Regions from separate parts of the Homo sapiens genome. Here regions 1 and 3 are each linked to region 2. A link is a loop called in an ENCODE intact Hi-C map of the cell type or tissue named here. Cell type or tissue: heart right ventricle. All regions are shown on one strand.

Region 1 (8,000 bases), 470 kb after region 2:
TCCACTACAGATGGACATTCATTTGCTTTTTTGAGATTTTTTTGGTTTTGTTTTTTGCCCACTACAGCAACATTGAAACAAGCATCAACCTATACATGACCTAACCTGCTAATGCTTCCATTTCCACAGCTATTCTCTTAAAAGTAGCCTGAATTAAATTATTTACTTAAAATTCTGAATGTACATTGTTATGTTGCTTTAAAAAGAGGCTAGTAATACTTCAGCTAACAAAAAAAGGGAGTATTATTTTCCCCAGATCCCACCAGCAATAGACTTTTAGTTTTATTTTTTAAATAAAATAAATATAATTATATACATTGTATACATATATTTATCAGTAATAAATATAAAATTAAAAATTTTTATATTTTGATTTTGCCAGTCCAATAGATCCAAAGTGATATCCTATTTAAATACTTAAATGTCCCTTCCCTGACAACTACATTTGAACATTTAAAAAATGTTTTTTGGTCATGTAGATTTGTTCTTTTTTGAATGGTCTACTCATATCCTTTTCTCCACTTTTCAATGGAAATTGTTTGTCTTTTTCTTGTCAGGTTGTGAAAGCACTTTGTATATTCTTACATGTACATGAGGTGGATTGAAGTCCAGGTTATATACCCTTCCGCTAGGAGGGTGAATCCAACGGCGGCTGAGACGATCTTTAAGTGTTTCAAATGGAATATTCAAACTGATCACTAGATCCACTTCACAGATTTTGTCCAGGGCTTCGGCTTGTCCTAATGTCCTAGGAAAACCTAAATGCAAAGAACAAAACAAGTGAAATGCAAGCTATTGCCCAGTTCCAATTAGTTCTTGAAACATTTTCAGTGACAGAATTAAATCTGCATATACCATTCTAAAAGGAGCTTTACACTATCTGGGTGATGGGATCATTTGCATCCCAAACCTTAGCACCACATAATAAATCCATGTCACAAACCTGCACATGTATCCTCTGAATCTAAAAGTTGAAATTATTTTTTAAAAATGAGCTTTAACCAAGAATATCTACCTCCATAAATGTAATATTAAAATAAAATATGCTATTCTATAACCTAGCTTCTGCATTTGGAAGACTCAAAGATTAAGGAATCATATGATAAAAATTTAAAATGCGCTAAACTAAAAATCACTAAACCAGTCCTGGCTCTAGTCCTTTCTCTGCTCTTAACTACCTGTGTCACCTCAGGCAAGTTACATCACCTCCATTTCCACTTCTGTTAAAAAAGTGAAGGGAAAGCATTTTATCTTACATCATTTTAACACTAGCCATTTATGAGTAGGTTCTTAGGTTAGCAAAAATAACTATATACATTTATTTTAGAGTCTAAATCAATTAAAGTATGATCCTCCATCCAGACCTTCACCTGAGTCTGCACTTTAACCAAGGTAGGCAATCTGATTAACAGCATGGTGACTATCATAAATACTGTATTGTACACTTGAAATGTGCTCAGAGTTGATTTTCAGGATTCTCGCCACACACATAAGAAATCATACCTATGTGAGATGATGGATATGTTAATTATTAAACCTAACTGTGGTAATCATTTCACACTGTATGTATCAAAGCATCACATTGTACACCTTAAATATATACACTTACTTGTCAAGTATACCGCGATAAAGCTGGAAAAAATTTGAAATTGTTTTAAGTCTATTTAAAGATTTTAAAAGGAACTAGAGTTTTTAAATCTATTGGGATAATGCAAAACTTATTCTTCCTACTTTTCTAAATGTGTGGAAATAACAAAATTAAAATTTGGGCTCATGGGCATCTCTTCCTTTTCTGATTTAAGTATAAGCTCTGGGTGACCTCAGGAGTTAGGTCATATGACCCCAAATTACACTTTTCTTCAGAGATTGACCTGTTTAAATGTAACTCCAGGTTTGGCTCTGGTGGGGCTACACAGTGGTAACTTTTTCCTAAACAAATCACTCCAGTTTATCTGCTCTGACAAAAATCTTGCTGGATCTACTATCATTTTCTAAAAAAATGTCTTTATATCCTAGTTAAAGAACCAGGTAGATGAAGAGCTGAAAGTATAATAAAAGATGCAACATCCAGAAGAGAAACTTTAAATCCATTCAGATAAGGATACCAGCCCATCTCTACCCTTTCAAAATTGGAAGTATCAAGATGACAACTTAAAAATGGGTATTCATGGCCCTGTAGCACTTACAATTCAAAGAATTCCTTTCCTTACTGCAGGAAGTTGGTGGCTCAAACATGAATATGCAGCACTGCATTGAAACCCCTAAGTCTGTGTGAATGCCAAGCTGATTTGAGTGCTCACTGAGTTGAATGTGACAAAATCCACCCACGCCACTGCTTCAGGTACCTATTGCTTGCTAACTCTCCAATGCTTCCTCCAAAGCCTTCCTTACTGCCTGTGAGCCATCCACATAAAGTCCCCTCTCAATGACTGTCAGGTTCTGCCTTTCCCTGGACAACTCACTCTTCACTACAATGTCAAGATGGCAATTGGAATAAAAAGTTGCCTGCAAGGCCAGGCACAGTCGCTCACACCTGTAATCTCAACACTTTAGGAGGCCGAGGCAGTGGGATCACTTGAGGCCAGGAATTCAAGGCCAGCCTGGGCAATGTAGAGAGAACCCATCTCTACCAAAAATAAAAATTAAAAAATTGCTTTTACTGGTGATGCATGCCTGTAGTTACAGGTACTTGGGAAGCTGAGGTGGGAGGATTACTTGAGCCCAAGGAGTTCAAGGCTGCAGTGAGCTACAATCACACTACTGCACTCCAGCCTGGGTGACAGAGTGAGATAGTGAGCTCCTGTCTCAAAAAGAAAAAAAAAAGAAGAAAAGAAAGAAAAGGAAGACAGAGAGAAAGAGAAAGAAAGAAAAAAGAAAAAAAAAGAAAGGTACCTACAGCCCAAACAACCTCAAGATCATCTATAAACTCTTTCCCCGCAAACCTCTGCCACATCAATGAAAAGCATTTTCTAAAGCAGTGGCTTCCAAAGTTATCTTCACTGAAGTACAGAAAGAAAATATTTGAACTTTGGGGAAGCGGGAGGCAGGGAGGGCTTGGCTCATTCTTTTAAAAGAATGTCGTATTAGTGGCCGGGCATGATGGCTCATGCCTGTAATCCCAGCACTTTGGGAAGCCCAGGCCGGTGGATCACTTGAGGCTAGGAGTTCGAGACCAGCCTGGCAAAACTCCATGTCTACTAAAAATACAAAAATTAGCTGGGCCTGGTGGCGCATGCCTGTAATCCCAGCCACTAGGGAGGCTGAGGTACGAGAATTGCTTGAACCTGGGAGGCAGAGGTTACAGTGAGCTGAGATTGTACCACTGCACTCCAGCCTGGGTGACAGAGTAAGACTGTCTAAAAAAAAAAAAGCACTGCAATCACATTAGTGAAACTGCATGGGTAAATAAATAATTTATACATAATTATCCATATATTGAAGATGTAAATTCAACCTTCTCACTGATAAATGTAAACAAAGAATTTTAGAGATCCCTCTTCTAAGACCTGAAAGCTTAGCCACAGTCTCTGCCTTGTGTTCTAGCATCACTAACTGTGACCTTGACAAGAAAACAGTCTTTATATCGGATAGAGGTTGAGAGCTGGGAGCGGGGGAAGCACTAGAAAAGAAAAGAACAGGAAGCTCTAAAAGATAACATAACATTAGTTCCTCCAACAAATAAAAGCTCAAATCTTATTGGCTAGTTTCTTTGTCTAATGAGGGTAACAAGCCAGTCTGCTCAGCTGAGCTCTAGAGCCCTCTGGAGGAGTAAAATGCAAAGTGTACAAAATAGGCTGAACTCAGCAAGAAAAATTTCAAAAACATGTTGGATAGCACCTGCTACCTACTGGACTCTCACATTCAGACCTGCTAAAGACCACAGATGATAATTAATTCCAGTGATTTAGACTACAAGCAACAGGTACCTAAAGCTGGTTTAGAAGGAACAACTATAGAAATAAACCATTCCACAACTTCAAGGGTTCTCCATTTGATGAGCACATCAAAATCACCAAGGAAGACTCAAAAGAAAAAATCAGGGTCGGACATGGTGGCTCACGCCTGTAATCCCAGCACTTTGGGAGGCCGAGGCGGGTGAATGACCTGAGATCAAGAGATCAAGACCATCCTGGCCAACTTGGTGAAACCCCATCTCTACTAAAAATATAAAAATTAGCCGGGCATGGTGGCAGGCGCCTGTAATCCCAGCTAATCAGGAGGCTAAGGCAGGAGAATCAATGAAACCCGGGAGGCGGAGATTGCAGTGAGTAGAGATCGTGCCACTGCACTCCAGCCTGGTGACAGAGCAAGACTCCGCCTCAAACAAAAAAAAAAGAAAGAAAGAAAGAAAAGAAAAGAAAAGAAAAAAAATCAATGATGATGGATGCTCAGATCCTGTCCCAGACTTTCCTAGAGTAGAACATCTAGGAGTGAGAGCAGGACTTGGGTATTTCTAATATTTACCCCGATTCATGACGAACCACCAAACTTCTCAGTGACAGCAACAGTGCAAGTATGACACTAAACACTTATCTGCCCCATTTTTCTGTCAGGCTTAACTCTACTTCTAAGTAGGTAACAAACCACTTTGAAGAACAAGTCGCCTCTATCTCACTTCATCAGAAGTGAGCTGGGAAGGAAAGTCCCAAACACATGCAAATCTTTCCAGATTTACGAACTCCCTAACTTAGTCACCTGTTTGTGACATTCTTCTCCAGAGGCTCTCATGTACTTGTGCAGTATCTTACCTCTAAGGAAAGTGGTGGCAGGGGAGGCAAGCATGGTATATTAGTAAGAACAATGGACCAGAAATAAGTCAAAGATCTGGGTGCCACTCACTATTTCAAAAGTGAGGAGAAATAGCCTTAAGGTAGACACATTCAGGACTCAATAACACATTAGGTATAAGCACAAGCTTTGGGAACAGACACACCTGGATTTAATGCCTAGATTTATCTCTACCTGTAATCAGACGCACCTGGATTTAATCCCGGGACTTTACCTAGCCGTAACTGTGAGAACTTTGGCAAGTTTCATATACTCTCAGATCCTTAGTTTCATCTACTCTCAGATCCTTAGTTTCATCAGATATGAAACAAGGGGCCGGGCACAGTGGCTCACGCCTGTAATCCTAGCACTCTGGGAGGCCAAGACGGGTGGATCACTTGCGGTCAGGAGTTCAAGACCAGCCTGGCCAACATGGCAAAACCCCATCTCTACTAAAAATACAAAAATAAGCCAGGCATGGTGGCCCACGCCTGTAATCTCAGCTACTCAGGAGGCTGAGGCAGGAGAATCACTTGAACCCGGAGGTGGAAGTTGTAGTGAGCCGAGATCGTGCCACTACACTCCAGCCTGGGCAACAGAGAGGGACTCCATCTCAAAACAAACAAACAAACAAACAACAACAACAACAAAAATGAGGGCACATTAGTTTGCTAGGGCTGCCACAGACTGGGTGGCTTAAACAATCCTGGAAGCTATAAGTCCAAGACCAAGGTATCAGCAGGGTTTGCTCCTTCAGAGGCCTCTAATTGATTCATAGATGGCTGTCTCTCCTGCTGCCTTCACATGGTCTTCACTCTATGTATCCACGTCCAAATGTCCTTTTCTTATAAGGACGCCAGTCAGATTGGATTGGGGCCCACCCTAATGACCTCATTTGAAGTTAATCACCTCTTTACAGACCTTCTCTCTAAATATAGTCACAATCTGAGGTACTGGGGGGGCAGTTAGGGCTTCAACACAGGAATTCGGGGTCAGAGGACACACCCACAACTCAGCCCATGACAAAGGGTAATGCCTACTGCACAGGGCAGTTTGAGGATTAAAAGTGACAATCCCTGTCAAATGTATAAGATGCAAAGTGCTGGGCACATGGAGAGTGTGCTGATTAATAAACGGTTGCTGCTGCTCTTGGTAGAGCTCACCTAGGAGCTCAGCTCATTTCCCAATTCAATAAAAACGCAGCAGCAGGAAAGAAAGGCCCTCATCCACCCACATTTAATTCCTTTTCTGGGTTTTTTCTAAGAGCTTGGGGAGTCCCTGGTGCTCTCTGTGGCAGTTACAGCTCAGCACAGGTAGTCATGAGTCACAGGGAGCTCAACCCCAGCACAGCACAGAACCTGGGCACAACACAGCCACTACTTCCATAAGCCTCCTTCCACTGGTTTTCAGTTTGCCCCTTTCATCACCTACCTGACTCTTTAATAGTAAAGCTCCTTAATCTACTTTCCTGATCTGGTTCAATACCTTATCACGGTGAGGTTTCATTTGGGTTACAGATGGATAAATTCAACACAAAGACTCACTCTTAAGCTGTTGATAATACAAGTGTACCTTGAGGTAGCAACATGGTATAACTTCCAAGGAACTAGTGCACGTGCAGGCTGTGTTAACTGTAACTAAGGATCCAAATCAAGAAAAGTGGCAGCTTTGTGGTATTTTCTGTAGTGAGTGCCCTTTTCTAGAAGCATTCACAAAGACAAGACAACTGTGCCTTGGAAGGAGCTGGACTACATGGCTTCCAAGTCTGCAACTCAGCAAACATAGCCTTTATGCTTCACATATACTAAACTGTTCACAAAGCATTTCTATAAATTTACTTACCTCTTACTCTTCTCATTAACCCTATGAGGTGGATAGAGAAGTTATTAGCCTCAGTTTAATTAAGCTTGGATTCAGTGAAAGCCAACAGCACAATGCATATGACATCTGGTCCTTAGATTTCTGCTAAAGTGTTCTCTCTTTCTATGCAACGATGCTGCTGTATCAGGCATATAAAAAGTAATTGTTAAAAAGAATCCTCCAGCCTGGGCAACATAGTGAGACCTCATCTCTACAAAAAGTACAAAAATTAGGTGGGCGTGGTAGTGCCCGTCTGTAGTCCCAGCTACTTGGGAGGCTGAGGTAGAAGGATTGCATAAGCCCAGCAGGTTGAGGCTGCAGTGAGCTGTGACTGTGCCACTGCACTACAGCCTAGGTGACAGACCAAGATCCTGTCTCAAAATAAAATAAAATAAAATAAAAAGTTGGGTGGGTGAGCATGGGTGGATCCTAGGCTGAGCACAGTGGCTCATCCCAGCACTTTGGGAGATTAAGGTGGGAAGATCACCTGAGCCCAGGAGGCAGAGGTTGCAGTGCACTGAGATCGCGCCACTGAATTCCAGCCTGGGAGACACAGGGAAACCCTGTCTCAAAAAAAAAAAAGAATCCTAAAATGTTACCCTGTCTATCTTTCTTCTACCTACCTAAAAAGCAGGGCATCATGGTGGCATCCTTATAACACAGTTACCATTTGTAGAGCATCCCTTATGTGCCAGATATATTACATGCAGAGGAAAAGCCAAAATTGTACAGGCTTGCAAAGGCCTACCCATCTGGGCCCCTGTCCTGCCACCTCTCTCACCTCATTTCTCTGTCCACGTCTCCGTGCCAGCCATACCGGCATCCTTGCAGCTCTCAAGCAGGTGCCCACCCTGGACATTCACAGTTCATATTCCCTCTGCTTTTGCTCCAGATACCCATGTGTATCCTCAGCTCTTCCAAATCTTGGCTCCAGTGGTGCCTTGTTAAGACTTTTCTAACTGTCCTGTTAAACTGCACCTCTACCACACGCCAACACTCCTATTCACCCTTTATTTTCTTTTTGTTTTCCTTCAGAATATTCATCACCATTTGCCATATATGATTTACCTTATTTTTTAAGTGTTTCTATTCCTACCAGAAGTAAACTAAATTAGAGTAGAACATTTTAAGTTCTTGTTTACTGCTATAACCTTAGTGCTGTAAGCGTGCTTTGCACACAGTAAGTGCCGAATGAAAATATTTGTTGAATGAGTAAATATTATCTCAAAAGTAACAATAATTCTGTCAGGTAGGCCTTATCCCCATTTTAAAACTGTAAAAACCAATGCTGGGAAAAGTGAAGTGACTTGCTCAAGATCACATGATAAGTGACTAATCTAGCTTTAAATCAAGTGCTATTTGTCTCTACAATC
Region 2 (8,000 bases):
ACTGCAATGGCCTAGAGAACAAGAACTGCAGGAAGCAACTGCAACTCCTAGGAGTGAGGAATCCAAAAGGGAGAGATGGTGTTTCCAGAATGAAGAGCTGGGGAGAAGTTCCAGGGGCCTGGAGCTCAGACTTCTTGGAGGAAGCTCTGGAAAGCTGGTGCTCAGACCACTGAGGAAGAAGAATCCAGCCAGGGCTTGGATTACGAAGGGATTTTAAAGCCCATCTGGTGAAGGACAATAGCATGGCCTGTTCACTGACTGCCAAAGAAGGGCGACCCAGCTGCTGCTGGCAACTTAGGGACATGGAGAGGCTGGAGCCAACTGTCTGTGGCTCTAGAGAAACAAGGACAGGAATAGAAAAACAGGAAGTCCATTTCCCCCTTCTCTCACTTCTCAGCCACTTTCTAGTGCCTCACATTGGCAAAACCTAAGGAAAGCAGCTAGCAAAGGAGTTCAGGAAATGCGATTTGCAAAGTCCCAGGCCCAGTTGCCGAGAGATAACAGATTTTTAAGTGCCAGCATGTAAGACCCTATCCAATCTGCCCCATAAAACAAAGTAGCTTGAGCCATGAAATTCAGCATTACTATCCACCAGACATAAAAACATGAGCAAGTTACATGCATCTAAGCTGCTATTTCCTCTCCTATGAAACAAGAATTCAATAGTACATGTCTTCTATTGCACAACATACTCGATCCTGAAAAATCTCACATTCTACAAAATCACACTAAAAATAAAGGACTAAAGGGAAAAAAATGAAATTGAGCATATCTCTCAAAAGCTGTGAAACTTTGCAACCAGACAGAAAAACAATAGCTGGAATCTCTGGAGATAACTTGGACGATCCAGGCAGGCTGCTCAGCACAGTTGAAGGCTGCTCAGCACAGTTGAAGGCTGCTCAGCACAGTTGAAGGCTGCTCAGCACAGTTGAAGGCTGCTTCAGGGGCTATCAAAAAAGCTCAGAGTTATAGAGAGGAGATGGTATCATGTAGGCACTAAGAAAATGCAGATAGAAGTGGAGCTCTGAACCAGAGGGGCTGCAGTGAATGTAGACAGAGGGGGACATGGACCTGCCGAGAGCCAGGATCTTGCGTAAAGCTGGCTTCTCTAGAGAGGGAGCCCCATGGCAGACTCTCATTTTTAGTTTTCTTAAAATAGAGCAGTAAGGGCCCTGAGTCTAAGCCACAGTTGAGCTGAGGGCTTTCTTATTTCCTGCTGAACGTTCTGATTTTATTCCTGCTTTTCTAATTCCCCTAGCCTTGCGGGGTGGGGTGGGGAGACTATCTGAACCAACCCAACTTCATTATACTGAAATCATTCCCTTATTTTCCAATCAAGTATAAGCTAACTGTTGTTACAGAAGCATACATTGTAGCAGAACAAACCTTACCCATATTAGTGTTTCCTGAGAAGTAAACATGAAAACCCATGAAAAGTGCTAAGCAGAATACAAGGAAGAAATTTATGTTTGTGCTGTTGTTCTTATGCCCCCTGCATCTTCTTCCACTGCTTCCTCACATGCAGCCTAAACTATGTGAAGTAGCACCTGGCATGTATTCTTGCAATTTCATGCAACTGCTTGGTTGCCTCTCCTAAAATGTCTACCAGTCTCCTAGCCTCGATTTCTACCCTCAAGGTGTCTGGTTAATTCCTATTCCTTCTCTGCCTTAGCCTAAAGAAGCCTCTGACCCTCTCTGTCCTAGACTCCTAGAGAGCCTTCGTCATCCCTCTACAGCACTTACACCACTGCTGACTGTGTCTCCAACAGGAGGTGGGGCTACTGGAGCGCAAGCACTGCATCCGATTCTCATGTCTATAGCCTCAGTGTCAACTACAGTGCCTGGAACCACCAAGTTTGGCTGTTGACAACGTTATCCCACAGGGAATAGTCAATGATAACCTGGGATTAGACTGCAGAAGGGTTTATACACCTACTTTTAGAATTCAAGTATTATTTGGTCAATACCAGAGAACTCGCAAATGTTTTTAAAAAGGCAGTCAAAACTGGCCCTCGGATGAATGAATGCAGCATCTCTAGGTCAGATGGACTGGATGAGGGCAGACTGGGGGTGTGAAACCTCAGAAGGCTCATGCTGTGAGCAGAGCAGAGGTGATGGGGGTAAAACAGGGAGCCCATAGAGGGAAGGAGGGGAGAAGGGAGGGCCTCAGATGGAAGCTTCAGAACTTGGCAATTGATAAGATGGGGAGAAGACTCCACAGCAACTCTCATATTTTATGCTTAGGATTCTGGAAGAATATTCACCCTCTTTCAAAATGGGAATAGGGGAAGAAAAAGCTTATTGGGAGTGAGAACTTGAGCGTGATTTTGCTCATCTGGTATTTCACTTGGTAAGGTAGAGACCCAAGTTTTAGTCCCTCTCAGCCCAAGTTAAGCTGTTGGTTAGTAAGTCTTTTTGTTTGTTTGTTTTGTTTTTTGTGATAGAGTCTCGCTCTGTCACCCAGGCTGGAGTATAGTGGTGCGAGCTCGGCTCACTGCAACCTTCGCCTCCTAAGTTGAAGCAATTCTCCTGCCTCAGCCTCCTAAGTAGCTGGGATTATAGGTGTGTGCCACCATGCCTGGCTAATTTTTGTATTTTTACTACAGAAGAGGTTTCACCATTATAGCCAGGCTGGTCTCGAACTCCTGGCCTCAAGTGATCTGCCCACCTCAGCGTCCCAAAGCGCTAGGATTACAGGAGTGAGCCACCACTCCTGGCTGGTTAATAAGTTTTAAATGTCAGTGTGCACAAATCTTTCCAGTGGCAAGAAAAAAAAAAGCAACAACAACAAAACCACACCTCTGTGTTCCTCCTCCTTTTCTCCTTTGACTTAATACTGAACAAACAATGTCGGTTTCTAGCCACTTGCTTGTCAAAATTTTGTGTGGTGGTAGAAAGAGAGATTGGAATGAGGACAAGACAATTACCATGATAGGGGAGGACTAGGACAGAAGTAGTGGCCAGAGATGAAGGGTGATGCAGGATTAAGGATGAATAAGAACAACAGCCAGTGCCAGATCTCTGGACTCCAGCACCAGCCATATGTCATCCCAGCCAAGTGAGTGACGACATCAGAGAAGCCAAATAGCCCTGTCCTCTATCTTCAAACTGCTGGGGTGAGCGAGCTGCAAGAATAAAACAGAGCTGACCTTTCTTTTCTGTTTCCCATCTCCTGCCTTGGAGATTCTGGTCCATTCTACTTACAACCAAAAGTCCCAGATGTATACAGCCAGAGTCTCTGATTAAGAGACACTCTTTCTTTTTTTAATTTAAAAGATACTAAGTAATAAATATTCACCATTTAAAAAAAAACTATAAAATGCAGATAAGGAAAAGCACTAATCACCTTCAGATAACTACTGTTGGTATTTAGCCTTTCATCACAAATTTTATATTCTTTACATTCTTTGTATATGTGTGACTATGTGCACACATACATTATTTCTAATGTTTTTTCCAAGATTTATGGTGGAAAAATAATGATAGACTTCTAAAGTCATTAACAGATAGTTTCCTATCCTACTGCACAATTTGGTGTCTGGATGCTCTGCTGACCTTAGCAACACTTGTTTAAAGTCCCAGCATAGTAAGGTCAGCCGCCGCCTGCCTGCTGTGTCTGCAGACTTTATAATTCTGTACCTACTCCCATATTAGGGGGCTCTCTCTTGCTTAAGTCCATACGCAGAATTTCGTTAGCCAGAGGAGTCCTGAATTGCAAGTGAGAAGACCCAAATCTTGGTACTATTTTAGCTTCTAAATGTGCTCCAACTTCAGGGACTTCAGGAGCCAAGCATCTCCTGAGGGGCCTCTGGTGAAGGGAGGGGGAGAGGGAAGAGCTCTCATTTGGAAAATGCCTACTATTTCCCCGTCAGGGACTGCTGGGCCCTCCCTATCAGCCATCCATCTACTTTATTACCGAAGCAAGGGGAGGCCTCTGCCCACATCCTGTTTGAAGGCTGGAACTTCAGACCTTAGGGCACAGGTCTTTTACTCAAAACTTTTCAGATAATGAAAGAATTGAGATAAGCCAAGAATGTCAACACAAGCTCCTAGAAAACAATTGCAGATGTCACCGTAGTCACTCTGCAGGGCTGCACTGGCAAAGATCCCAGAGCACTGACCCTGTGCCCAAAGTTTCCTTCTGCCTTCTCTGAGATGACCAGCAGGTGGCAGCAGAGCACAAGGCAAAGCAGAAGGACGGTTGTCGGGAGCTCTGGAAAGACAAGAGATTGCAAACACTATACTTTTAAAAATTTGATTGATATGTTTTCTTCACTTCACAAGTAACTTAATGGGTTCAACTCCGATTGGCCACCCCATGGTTGTTTCCTGACCCCTTGGAGATTTAGAGCCTAGAAGTCTGTCCTCACCCACTGTCCATGCGAGTTTGTACAGCATGAAAAGTTCTCATCTCCAAGTTAAGAAGTAATCTTTCTATGAGAAGCACACTGTTTGACAAGCTGGTTTTGATATTTACATGCCTTCAGGCCTAGACTCCTAGTCTGCCTCTTTTACGTACTACTTCTGAGTTATTTGAAAAGTTACTAAGTCCCCTATTTTCTCAGTGGAGATTTTAAGCATCATCAGGATTTAAATGAGGATGTGTGTTTAAAAGACCAGCATGACACTTGCCACATGGAAATTCCTCAGCACATTTCAGTTATCTCACCCCTACGAAGAGAAGTGAGGCAAATAAAGAGAATCTATTATGGGGAATGCTGTCATTTCAAATAGTTATAAAGAGGTAGAGAAAATGATTCTCAAACCAGAATTTTCCTCGTTAATTCATTTTTAACTATCTTGTGAAATACAAGCAATGTCAACGCTTCGTTTTCCTAAACATTTCACTCAAATCGACTTCGTTCAATTACATGCAATAGAAATTTACCAAAGGTCTATTATGTACCAGGCATTATCACAGACACTGTAGGTCCAAATATAAGTAAGACACTGGTTGGTGCAGCTCTCTGGAAATGGACAGTACAGGTATAGCAGGAAAGCAACAGAAGTAGTAAAATCAATATAGCATGCCCAGAGAGCCCCACTCTCAAGACCCAGGCACTGGGTCTAAATGACTAAGACTGAGGCTGATTCAAGACAACAGAGAATGTCCACCATGAACTCAGAATCCAGTCACAAACAAGAGCAGCCTACCACTAAAAGAGAAGCAAATAAGTGGAGAGTCACTGTGTGTGGCTCAGCCCTGCAGGGATGGCTGAAAGTTCAGGGAGGAGCCAAAACACAGAAAACCCTAGCAAGGTAAGAGCATCAAGGTTAGATTCCATCTAACCCTCCTGACTTTCATTTTCGACACTTCATTCTTCCACTCTGAGAAACCTAGCTTTGATCATTTACAATGTGTTTATTTATTTATTTATTCATTCATTTATTTTGTTCAAGCTTAACATCCAAATTAATTAGTTTCAAAACTTCTAACCCATACTCCCATGAGAAACAAATGTATCAAGTAAATACTACCCAGCCATAAAAAAGAATGAAACTGTCATCTGCAATAACATGGATGGAAAGGGAAGTCATTATGTTAAGTGAAATAAGCCAGGCACAGAAAGATGTTCTCACATGTCCTCACTTATTTGGAGGAGCTAATAATTAAAGCAATTGAACTCATGGAGATAGAGAGTAGAATAATGATTACCAGAGGCTGGGAAGGCAGTGGGGGAGGGGAAGTGGGGATAGTTAATGGGTACAAAAAAATGCTTAGAAAGAGTGAATAAGAGGAGGTTCCAAGATGGCCAAATAGCAACAGCTCCAGTCTGCAGCTCCCAGCGTGAGCAATGCAGAAGACAGGTGATTTCTGCATTTCCAACTGAGGTACCAGGTTCATCTCACTGGGGCTTGTCAGACAGTGGGTGCAGCCCATGAGCAGGGCAGGGCATCACCTCACCTGGGAAGCACAAGGGGTCAGGGAATTCCCTTTCCTAGCAAAGGGAAGCCGTGACAAACAGTACCTGGAAAATTGGGACACTCCCACCCTAATACTGCACTTTTCCAACGGCCTTAGCAAATGGCACACCAGGAGATTATATCCCGTGCATGGTTCAGAGGGTCCCACACCCACGGAGCCTCACTCATTGCTAGCACAGCAGTCTGAGATCAAACTGCAAGGTGGCAGTGAGCCTGGGGGATGGGCATCCACCATTGCTGAGGCCTGAGTATGTAAACAAAGCGGCTGGGAAACTCAAACTGGGTGGAGCCCACCGCTGCTCAAGGAGGCCTGCCTGCCTCTGTAGACTCCACCTCTGAGGGAAGGGCATAGCTGAACAAAAGGCAGCAGAAACTTCTGCAGACTTAAACGTCCCTGTCTGACAGCTTTGAAGAGAGCAGTGCTTCTCCCAGCACAGAGTTTGAGATCTGAGAACAGACAGACTGCCTCCTCAAGTGGGTCCCTGACCCCCAAGTAGCCTAACTGGGAGACACCTCCCAGTAGGGGCCGACTGACACCTCATACAGCCAGATGCCCCTCTGAGATGAAGCTACCAGAAGAAGGATCACACAGCAACATTTACTGTTCTGCAATATTTGCTGTTCTTCAGTCTCCACCGGTGATACCCAGGCAAACAGGGTCTGGAGTGGACCTCCAGCAAACTCCAACAGACCTGCAGCTGAGAGTCCTAACTGTTAGAAAGAAAACTAACAAACAGAAAGGACATCCACACCAAAACCCCATCTGTATGTCACCATCATCAAAAACCACAAAGATGGGGAGAAACCAGAGCAGAAAAGCTGAAAATTCTAAAAATCAGAGTGCCTCTTTTCCTCCAAAGGAACACAGCTCCTCGCCAGCAATGGAACAAAGCTGGATGGAGAATGACTTTGACGAGTTGAGAGAAGAAGGCTTCAGACGATCGGTAATAACAAACTTCTCCGAGCTAAAGGAGAATGTTCAAACCCATCACAAAGAAGCTAAAAACCTTGAAAAAAGATTAGATGAATGGCTAACTAGAATAAACAGTGTAGAGAAGACCTTAAATGACCTGATGGAGCTGAAAACCATGGCACGAGAACCACATGACGCATGCACAAGCTTCAATAGCCGATTTGATCAAGTGGAAGAAGGGTATCAGTGATTGAAAATCAAATGAATGAAATGAAGTGAGAAGAGAAGTTTAGAGGAAAAAGAGTAAAAAGAAACAAACAAACCCTCCAAGAAATATGGGACTACGTGAAAAGACCAAATCTACGTCTGATTTGTGTACCCGAAAGTGACAGGGAGAATGGAACCAAGTTGGAAAACACTCTTCAGAATATTATCCAGGAAAACTTTCCCAACCTAGCAAGCAGGCCAACATTCAAATTCCGGAAATACAGAGAACGCCACAAAGATACTCCTTGAGAAGAGCAACTCCAAGACACATAATTGTCAGATTCACTAAAGTTGAAATGAAGGAAAAAATGTTAAGGGCAGCCAGAGAGAAAGGTCAGGTTACCCACAAAGGGAAGCCCATCAGACTAACAGTGGATCTCTCAGCAGAAACTCTACAAGCCAGAAGAGAGTGGGGGCCAATACTCAACATTCTTAAAGAAAAGAATTTTCAACCCAGAATTTCATATCCAGCCAAACTAAGCTTCATAAGTGAAGGAAAAATAAAATCCTTTACACAAGCAAATGCTGAGAGATTTTGTCACCACCAGGCCTGCCTTACAAGAGCTCCTCAAGGAAGCACTAAACATGGAAAGGAACAACTGATACCAGCCACTGCAAAACATGCCAAATTATAAAGACCATCGAGGCTAGGAAGAAACTGCATCAACTAATGAGCAAAATAACCAGCTAACATCATAATGACAGGATCAGATTCACACATAACAATATTAACCTTAAATGTAAATGGGCTAAATGCTCCAATTAAAAGACACAGTTAAAAGACTGGCAAATTGGATAAAGAGTCAAGACCCATCAGCCTGCTGTACTCAGGAAACCCATCTCACGTGCAGAGACACACATAGGCTCAAAATAAAGAGATGGAGGAAGATCTACC
Region 3 (8,000 bases), 450 kb after region 2:
AGACCAGCCTGACCAACATGGTGAAACCCCGTCTCTACTAAAAATACAAAATTAGCCAGGCGTGGTGGCACACACCTATAATCCCAGCTACTCAGGAGGCTGAGGTAGGAGAATCACTTGAACCCGGGAGGCGGAGGTTCCAGTGAGCCAAGATTGTGCCAATGTACTCCAGCCTGGGCATTAAGAGTGAAGCTCCATCTCAAATAAAAAATAAAAAAAAAAAGGAGAAAGAAAAGAAAAGAAAAATAGAAAATGACCATTTTTTAACTCAAGGTAATAATTTATTCAGGAAAGTATTATCAGCGGATATGAAAACCATTAAATGAAGGCTATTAGAGGAATAGGATATATATAACTTCTCAGAGCATGACCCCACAGATCATTTACTAATTACAAAGGGAAACCTACTTTTAGGGCAGTCATGTGCGTGTATAAGCGTAACCAGAGAACATATTTTGGGATAATTAGGCAAGTATAAATGACTTGATTAGATGAGAATATATAATTATTTTAATGTTCATTTTCTTATGAAAATGGCATTGTGATTGTGTAGGAAATTTTTAAAGAAATGGATACTAAAATATTTAGGGGTAGGTTGGCCAACAGTCTTGGTTTGCCTGGGACTGGGGGATTTCCTTGAACTCAGGGCTTTCATTGCTAAAACTGGGCAGTCTTGGCCAAAACCAAGATCATGGGTCACCCTAGATGAAGTGTCATGTTGTCTATAACTTTCTTTAGAAAGTTTTGGCAAAAAAGAAAAAAAAGAAAGTGGGAGGACAGTGGAGAGAGAAAGCAAATGTAAAAAATTTTAGTTGCTGACGCTGGGTAAAGAGCCCAGGTTCAGAATTCCTTTAACTTTACTGTAGATCGGAAAATTCTAAATAAGAAGTTGGGGGAAATATTTAATAAGTATTGATTGTTTATTTTGAATCTTTGTTACCCTCTTAGGAACTTATTTATAATTTCTGTATCTAGATAAATATAATGCATACATTTGTTAAAAAAAAAAAAAAAAGTCTATATACTTCTGGGTTTGCCCAGATTTTTCTGGACAGATTTTTGTATTATTTGGTGCATTTCATATCTAGTATATCTTCAGTGTGGATTGTGTGAATTGTGTGAAGTGTGCTGCTTTATCTCATTTGGCACTTTTGGGTCTGAATTCTAGTTTCTTTTATATCACAATCACAACTTCTGTTTTCTTACTGTTTGCATTTTCTTTGTACATGCTCTTTCAGAATAATTTTTAGATATGCCCATTGTATACCATAGACTTGGATTTTGTTTTGTGAGCTTCTCTGAGAAAGCTTTTTTTTAAAGTAAATGACTAAACCCATTTACATTTATGGATAGGGCTGACGTGTTTGGTCTTAGCTCATCATATTATTTTGTATTTATTTTAAGCATTAAATTTACCACATTTATGTATTCTTTTCTCTTTGTCCTTTTTCAATTTATTTTGGTATTTAGAAAAGTTTTTATTTGCTATTAATATGCTATATAATGCTGCCACAACTTTTTCTTTACTTAGTTTTCTACTAGTTGGTTTGTCAACTTTAAATGATACTGATATGGTTTGGCTGTGTTCCCACCCAAATCTCATCTTACAGTTCCCATAATCCCCACGTGTCATGGGAAGGACCCTGTGGAAGATAATTTAATCACCGGGGCGGTTACCCTCATGCTGTTCTCTTGATAGTGAGTTCTCGTGTGATCTGATGGTTTTATAGGGGGCTTTTCCCCATTTTTGCTGGGCACTTCTTACTACCGCCATGTGAAGAAGAACATGTTTGCATCCCCTTCTGTCATTATTGTAAGTGTTCTAAGGCCTCCCCAGCCATGCTGAACTGCGAGTCAATTAAACCTCTTCCCTTTATAAATTACCCAGTCCCAAGTATGTCTTTATTAACAGTGTGACAATGGACTAATATAGATACCCTCCAGTTTCTACCTATTACATATATGGCAATCAAGTAGCTTATTCTGCTCTCCTCTGTCTCCCTCTGTTCTTCTATATTTTTATTACTTTAGTTCTGTTATTTCTACTTTTGGACATAGAACATTTACATATTATCCTCACGCCTTTGTCTCTGCCTTCATTTTAGTCTCTTCAATTAAATAAAGGACATGTTCACCACAGTTACCTGCTGTATTTTCTCCAGTTATCTCTTGGTTTAATGAGGCTTGTTATCTAGTGTTAACAGATTCCTAATAAGGGCCAGGCACAGTGGCTCATGCCTGTAATCCCAGCACTTTGGGAAGCCGAGGTGGGCGGATCACTTGAGGTCAGAAGCTCAAGACCAGCCTGGCTAACATGGTGAAACCCCATCTCTACTAAAAAGAAATACAAAATTAGCTGGGTGTGGTGCCGTGCACCTGTAGTCCCAGCTACTCAGGAGACTGAGGCAGGAGAATCTCTTGAACCCAGGAGGTGGAGGTTGCAGTGAACTGAGATCATGCCATTGCACTCCAGCCTGGGCAACAGAGTGAGACTCCGTCTCATAAGAAAAGAAAAAAAAGATTCCTAGTAAGGAATATTAAAATATACAGGCATGGTGGCTCATTCTTGTAATCCCAATACTTTGAGATGTCAAGGTGGAAGGATTGCTTGAGGCCAGGAGTTCAAGACCAGCCTGGGCAACATAGTGAGATCCCATCTCTCCAAAAAATTAAAAATTAAAATTAAAATTAAAAATTAGCCAGGTATGGTGCCACACACCTACAGTCCCAGCTACTCTGGAGGCTGAGGCACTTGGGCCCAGGAATTTGAGGCTGTAGTGAGCTATGATCACGCCACTGCACTCCAGCCTGGAGGACAATATGAGACAAAGAAAAGAAAGGAAGGAAGAAAAGAAAAGAAAGGAAAGGAAGAAAGGAAAGAGAGAAGAAAATATAACTTGAATTTGCATTTTAAAACTATTTATCAATCTTGATAACTGAAGATCAGCTTAACTGGATATAAAAATCCATGGTTCACACTTTCTGTCCTTGAGAGCACTGCTCCATTGTTGTTTTGATCTGTGTATTGAATCACGTGGTCTTTTTGCTTGGAGGTTTAGAGGTATTTTCCCGGGCATACAAGAAAATATCTTACACTTGACCACTTGGGGTTAATTTTCACACAAAGCATCCTTTCAGTAAATAGATTCAGGATTTTTCAACTTAATCTTTTGGTAAGCTTTATTGGATCATAGCTTTGAATCTTAGTCTCAATTCACTGCTTTTTCTTCTTTAGAAAATTCAATTATAGGTGTGTTAGATCTTCTTTGTCTTCTATAGCTATTCTTTTCTTTTGGGGCTTTTCATTTTGTTTCAATTCTCTTGGAAATTTTCATTCCAATTTTTCATGTGTCCTTTGTGTACTTTTTTGAATTTGCACCTTCTTGCATACCTTATAATTTAGCTCTAATTTTTAGGATTAGTGTGTTCCTTCATTTTCTTTTCTGTACTCAGTCAACTCTTGTTTCACAAATCCTCGTTTTGTACCCACTTCTATTTTGCATTTGTGAGTTTCTGTTTTGTGTGTTTTCTACATGTCATTGATACTATTTGATTTATGTTGAAGTGTCGTGCTGTGGTTTTCTCCGCCTTGAAGTTGGGTCTTGAATATTTTCATCAGCTGAAGAATTTTGATTCTCATTTTCTTTTCTTTAAAAAATAATTTTGGATGTTCATTTTCAAGACTGCTGGATTTTCTGTTCATTTTCAAAACTGTTGGATTTTCTTGGGCCAGGTGTTTCTGCAAATGAGGCTGAAGGATTTGAGTAGTTTACTAGGTTTCTTAGCTCAAGAGTGCCCTCTTCAGTAGATACAGTAAAATGCAATTTCCTTAATGAACAGCATTTTTCTCTTTTCTCTTTTTTTTTTTTTTTCTTCTCTGCATGGAGTGGAGAGTGTTAGGGGGAGTTTAATATGTCATCATTTTTATGAAACTCTTCTTTCTGTAGGATTCTTAATTTCCAACTTTTTCTTCCCTCTTCATCACCAAATTTCCAAGAGATACCTTTTCTTACTTAGTTCCTCTTTTCTCTCCCAGAAGCAGTACCCTCTGAAGACTTAAATGTTTGGGCCCATGCACTTTCAAGCCCCTTCAATTCCCCAGTAGCAAGTGCTGTAATGCAGTGTGGCTATTCTTAGTATTTCTCCACTTAGTGTGAGACTCTCTGGGATCCGACTGCATTATGTTTTTCTCAAATAATTCCTGTTTTTCTCTTCTTTCTACCTGAGCTTAATAGCTGGGACTATGATTTACCCTCTTAAATAAAATGAGAGTTTCTATTAAATTTCCTAATATGTAGTAGATATGAGTTGTAATTTTATTTGCTGTCCTTGTTGAGCTGTATGTATGTATGTATGTGTGTGTGTATATATGTATTTATTTATTTATGAATGACAGGGTCTTGCTCTGCTGCCCAGGCTGGAGTGCAGCAGCATGATCTTGGCTCACTGCAGCCTGGAACTACCGGGCACAAGCAATACTCCTGTCTCAGCCTCCCAAAGTGCTGGGATTACAGGAGTGAGCCACCATGCCCAGCCTGTATGGTTTTTTGAAGATGTGTAGAAAGATTCAGATCTAGGCATCTGTCATTATCTTCTAAGAATCCTTACTATCTAGCCTCAACTTATAAATACAATATCTATAAATTTTTAGGTAAGACTTTCATGTGTATCCTAAATAATTCACCTCTTTTAAATTATCTTTATACTGAGGAAACATAACAAAGTTTTTTTAACAAAGATAAAATATAAAAGATGGTTCACCCAGGTCTCTAAGCAATTTTAGTCTGCCTCCCTTCTCCTTGACCCTGTTGGACTAATAGAAGTCTTTCATATTGTGGTGGGTGTATATGATCAATGTACCCAGAATAGTCAGGATGTCATGGTGTTCAATATGTCCAGAGTAGCCTGTCTGAGATGGTCAGTGCCCCCAGGATGGTTGACATAGTCAGTGGATCTGGAGGGGTCAGTGTATGTGAGCCACTACTTTGAAGAGAGTGGCTGGTCTGTCCTGACTGATCTAGTTATGGACTATTCATTTTTGTATTTCTGAGTCCTCCTTGTCAGGAAATGGCATCCCTCTCTCAGGTTATATGGCACTAGATTGGCAGGGATGCAAAGTGTCAACTACTAATGGGGTATGAGACATAATTTCTTCATGGGAGGCCTTCTAGACTTTTTAAAGGGACTGACCCCAGGATCCTGGCAGGAGAAAAACTGGCCACAGGAAAGACTCAGCACTGCTTAGCTCCTAGTCACTTTCAAATAGTAGAGCTCCCTGTCTCCAACTCCTTGTGGTCCTGAGCAAGGCAAAAGGTGCCTTGATTGTGGTCCCTCTGGTAGAGAGAGAGAGAGAGAGAGAGAGAGAATCACTGGATATACTTACACATATTCACTGGCTGAAATTAATATGGGAAAACATCACATCAGTTGAATTACGGAGCAGGGGAGAAACTCAAGTGATTTAAATGGGTAGTGCTCTCTTATAAAAACAGAATTCTCGATAACTCTCCATTTTGTTGTTGTTAAGGCTGGAAAGCCCTCCCCTAATTTTTTAAAATTAAAACTGCAAATATTTAAAAATAAAACTTCACATGCAACACAAATTTTTGGCTTCTTTTGACAAATTGAATGATGGTGGCAGCATTGAGCCACCATCCCTAAGATGGAAACAACTGTCCAGAACTGAGCAATGGCTCCCCTCTGATAGGGCAGTGCCCTCCAGTCCTCACAGCCCTGCCACTCCCTGCCTCACATTCACCACTATTTCACTCATTTTTGTTCCCTAGAGTCATTTAAGTTTTTCTCTTCTGCTATTATCCAACCATCCTTTTTTGTTGAACTCTGCTACCACATCTTAGTTCAGACCCTGGTACAGCTACAACGTTATCATGCAAATCTGATGGTGTCATTTTCTGGTAATATACTGCCTACTACCAACCAAATGAAGGCCAGGCCCTTCCCAGTAGAATTCAATCTTATCTTTATCTCCCCGGTCCTGCCTCACACTGCTGTGGCCTCCACCTGCCATGCATGCTCAGACTTTCTTGTGCCTACCATTTCATCTGCTTGGGTTCCCTTTTGCATGCAACACTCAGCTCAAATATTAGCTCTTCCATGGGCTCTACTTGGCCAGCCAAGAGAGTTACTACTTCTGTTGTTTCCTTTATAGCGCAGTGATCAACTCCAACAGTCATGTATAGAGCAATCTAATAATATGGCCATCTCCTCCAGTACATTGTGAAGAAGTCTCGGGCAAAAACTGGGTCTGATTCATCTTTGCATCCCGAGAGAGTAAAAATGCATAATAAAAGAATTAAAGTTATAACTGGATAACAAGATATATTAGTCTTAGGCCCGGTTTTATCAGTCAGCTTGGGCTAAGTTATGCTGTGAAAATAAACTCTATCCAAATCTCAGTGGCTTATAAAGCAAAGGTTTATTTTTAATGCACACTACTCATCTATGATGGATTGGCTACATCTCTGGTCCACGTCTTCACTTTAGGATCCAGGTTGAAAGAGCTCTGTGAGGTCGCCAGTCTCACTGCAAAGGAAAAGAATGGTGACCATGCCCTAGCTCCTAAAACTTCTGCTCAGAAGTGGCACACGTCATTTCTGCCCACATTTCACTGGTCAAAGCAAACCATATGTCCAAGCATGAAGCCAATGGGGCCAAGTTGTAAAATCCTCCCAAAAGAAGGGAAAGTGGCCAGGCACAGTGGCTCACTCCTGTAATCCAAGCACTTTGGGAGGCCAAGGTGGAAGGACTGCTTGAGCCCAGGAGTTTGAGACCAGCCTGGGCAACTTAGTGAGACCCTGTCTCTACAAAAAAAAAAATCAGAAAAAAAAAAATTAGCCCATTGTGGCATGCACCTGTAGTCTCAGCTACTAACGAGGCTGAGGCAGGAGGATCACATGAACCCAGGAGGTTGAGGGTGCACAGTGAGCCATGATTGCATCACTGCACTCCAGCCTGGGTGACAAAGCAAGACCCTGTCTCCAAAAAAAAAAAAAAAAAAAAAGGAGGGGACTGGACGGATGTCATTAAATTTAATACAATCTACTACATTCCATCCTCTTCAGTTCCCCTTTCCTCTGCCTTTTCAGCGGCATGGACAAGCCTTTAGAACATGTTTCTCAGGCTCCTATGTCAGCTGGCTTCTGGCTGGGTTCAGCTAAGGGAAGCCGCCCCAGAGACAGGAGAGTGTGAGGCTGGGAAATGCCAGAGTATTTTTCCCCATCCCTCACTATCTCAGGGAGCTTCTCCTACAGCAGCTCTATTTTCTTTGTGGTTCTAGCTCCCATGTGATAGGCCTGCTATAGTTTCTGCTTCTGCTGAGTAATCCCAGATGCTACAACCTTAAGAGTCATATAATCTGATCCAGTTTCCTAATGTGTAAAACAGGGAGAGAATCTGCTCACATTATCTATTTCAAGAAAAAGAAAAATCCCTGGTTGTCTAGTGGTTAGGGGGAAAAAAACAAAGAATGTACATTAAAATTGTAAACAATAAAGTGCTGGACAAATAAGGAATTTAAGGGTATACGAATAAGGCAATATGGTGTAGCAGAAAAGAAAACAGGACTGGGGATAATAATTCTTGGTTCAAGATCTTGCTTTTCTGCAAATTGGAGACAACATTGTTGGTAATGTAGTGGTTGCAGAGACGCATCAATGAAAGTATTTGTGAAACTTTATATTATCAAGTATAAAAAGCTATACAAACAAATGAATTCGCTAGCTATAAGCAGAAAAAAACTTTATTTCTATCAAATTGAAAAGTATGAACCTTCAAGCAAGATAATCAACATAATCAATAATACAATTAACAGTTAGGATAGCATATACAGATCAGACTGGAGGTTTAGATACTTGGAAGCACATACACCAAAATTAAGAGGGCCAGCAACTGTCCCACCGAGGAAAAGCACTCTGACTCATCATAAACACACGACTTCTGGGAAACTTGAGCTGACATTTCACAGGACAGTAAACCAAAGA

What was found. A loop is a pair of places that touch in the nucleus more often than their neighbours do. Peaks named below come from ENCODE experiments on the same cell type or tissue, not always from the same donor. Only the 100,000 strongest peaks of a DNase experiment are listed, where the experiment ranks them.
Region 1: it touches region 2 in a loop (16-fold over the local background); 41 of 110 quality-filtered maps call a loop at or near these places.
Region 3: it touches region 2 in a loop (18-fold over the local background); 76 of 110 quality-filtered maps call a loop at or near these places.

Annotation. Positions count from the first base shown.
Region 1 is chr1:65,211,512-65,219,511 of GRCh38, reverse strand. It overlaps AK4 (adenylate kinase 4), which reads right to left. Exons shown (of 5, transcript NM_013410.4): 3 at 586-758. Among named protein-coding and RNA genes, the nearest start is that of AK4, 67 kb to the right of the region's middle. RefSeq lists an enhancer at 5,886-5,985. In heart right ventricle, a CTCF peak has its summit at 3,768 (motif pointing left); no DNase peak of the experiment used is centred here.
Region 2 is chr1:65,684,029-65,692,028 of GRCh38, reverse strand. No RefSeq gene overlaps it. Among named protein-coding and RNA genes, the nearest start is that of PDE4B, 100 kb to the left of the region's middle. In heart right ventricle, a CTCF peak has its summit at 4,164 (motif pointing right); DNase peaks (open chromatin) are centred at 269 and 4,138; H3K27ac peaks cover 1,719 bases; H3K27me3 peaks cover 743 bases.
Region 3 is chr1:65,231,878-65,239,877 of GRCh38, reverse strand. AK4 (adenylate kinase 4) reads right to left here. Exons shown (of 5, transcript NM_013410.4): 5 at 7,733-8,000. Among named protein-coding and RNA genes, the nearest start is that of DNAJC6-AS1, 73 kb to the left of the region's middle. In heart right ventricle, a CTCF peak has its summit at 3,801 (motif pointing left); no DNase peak of the experiment used is centred here.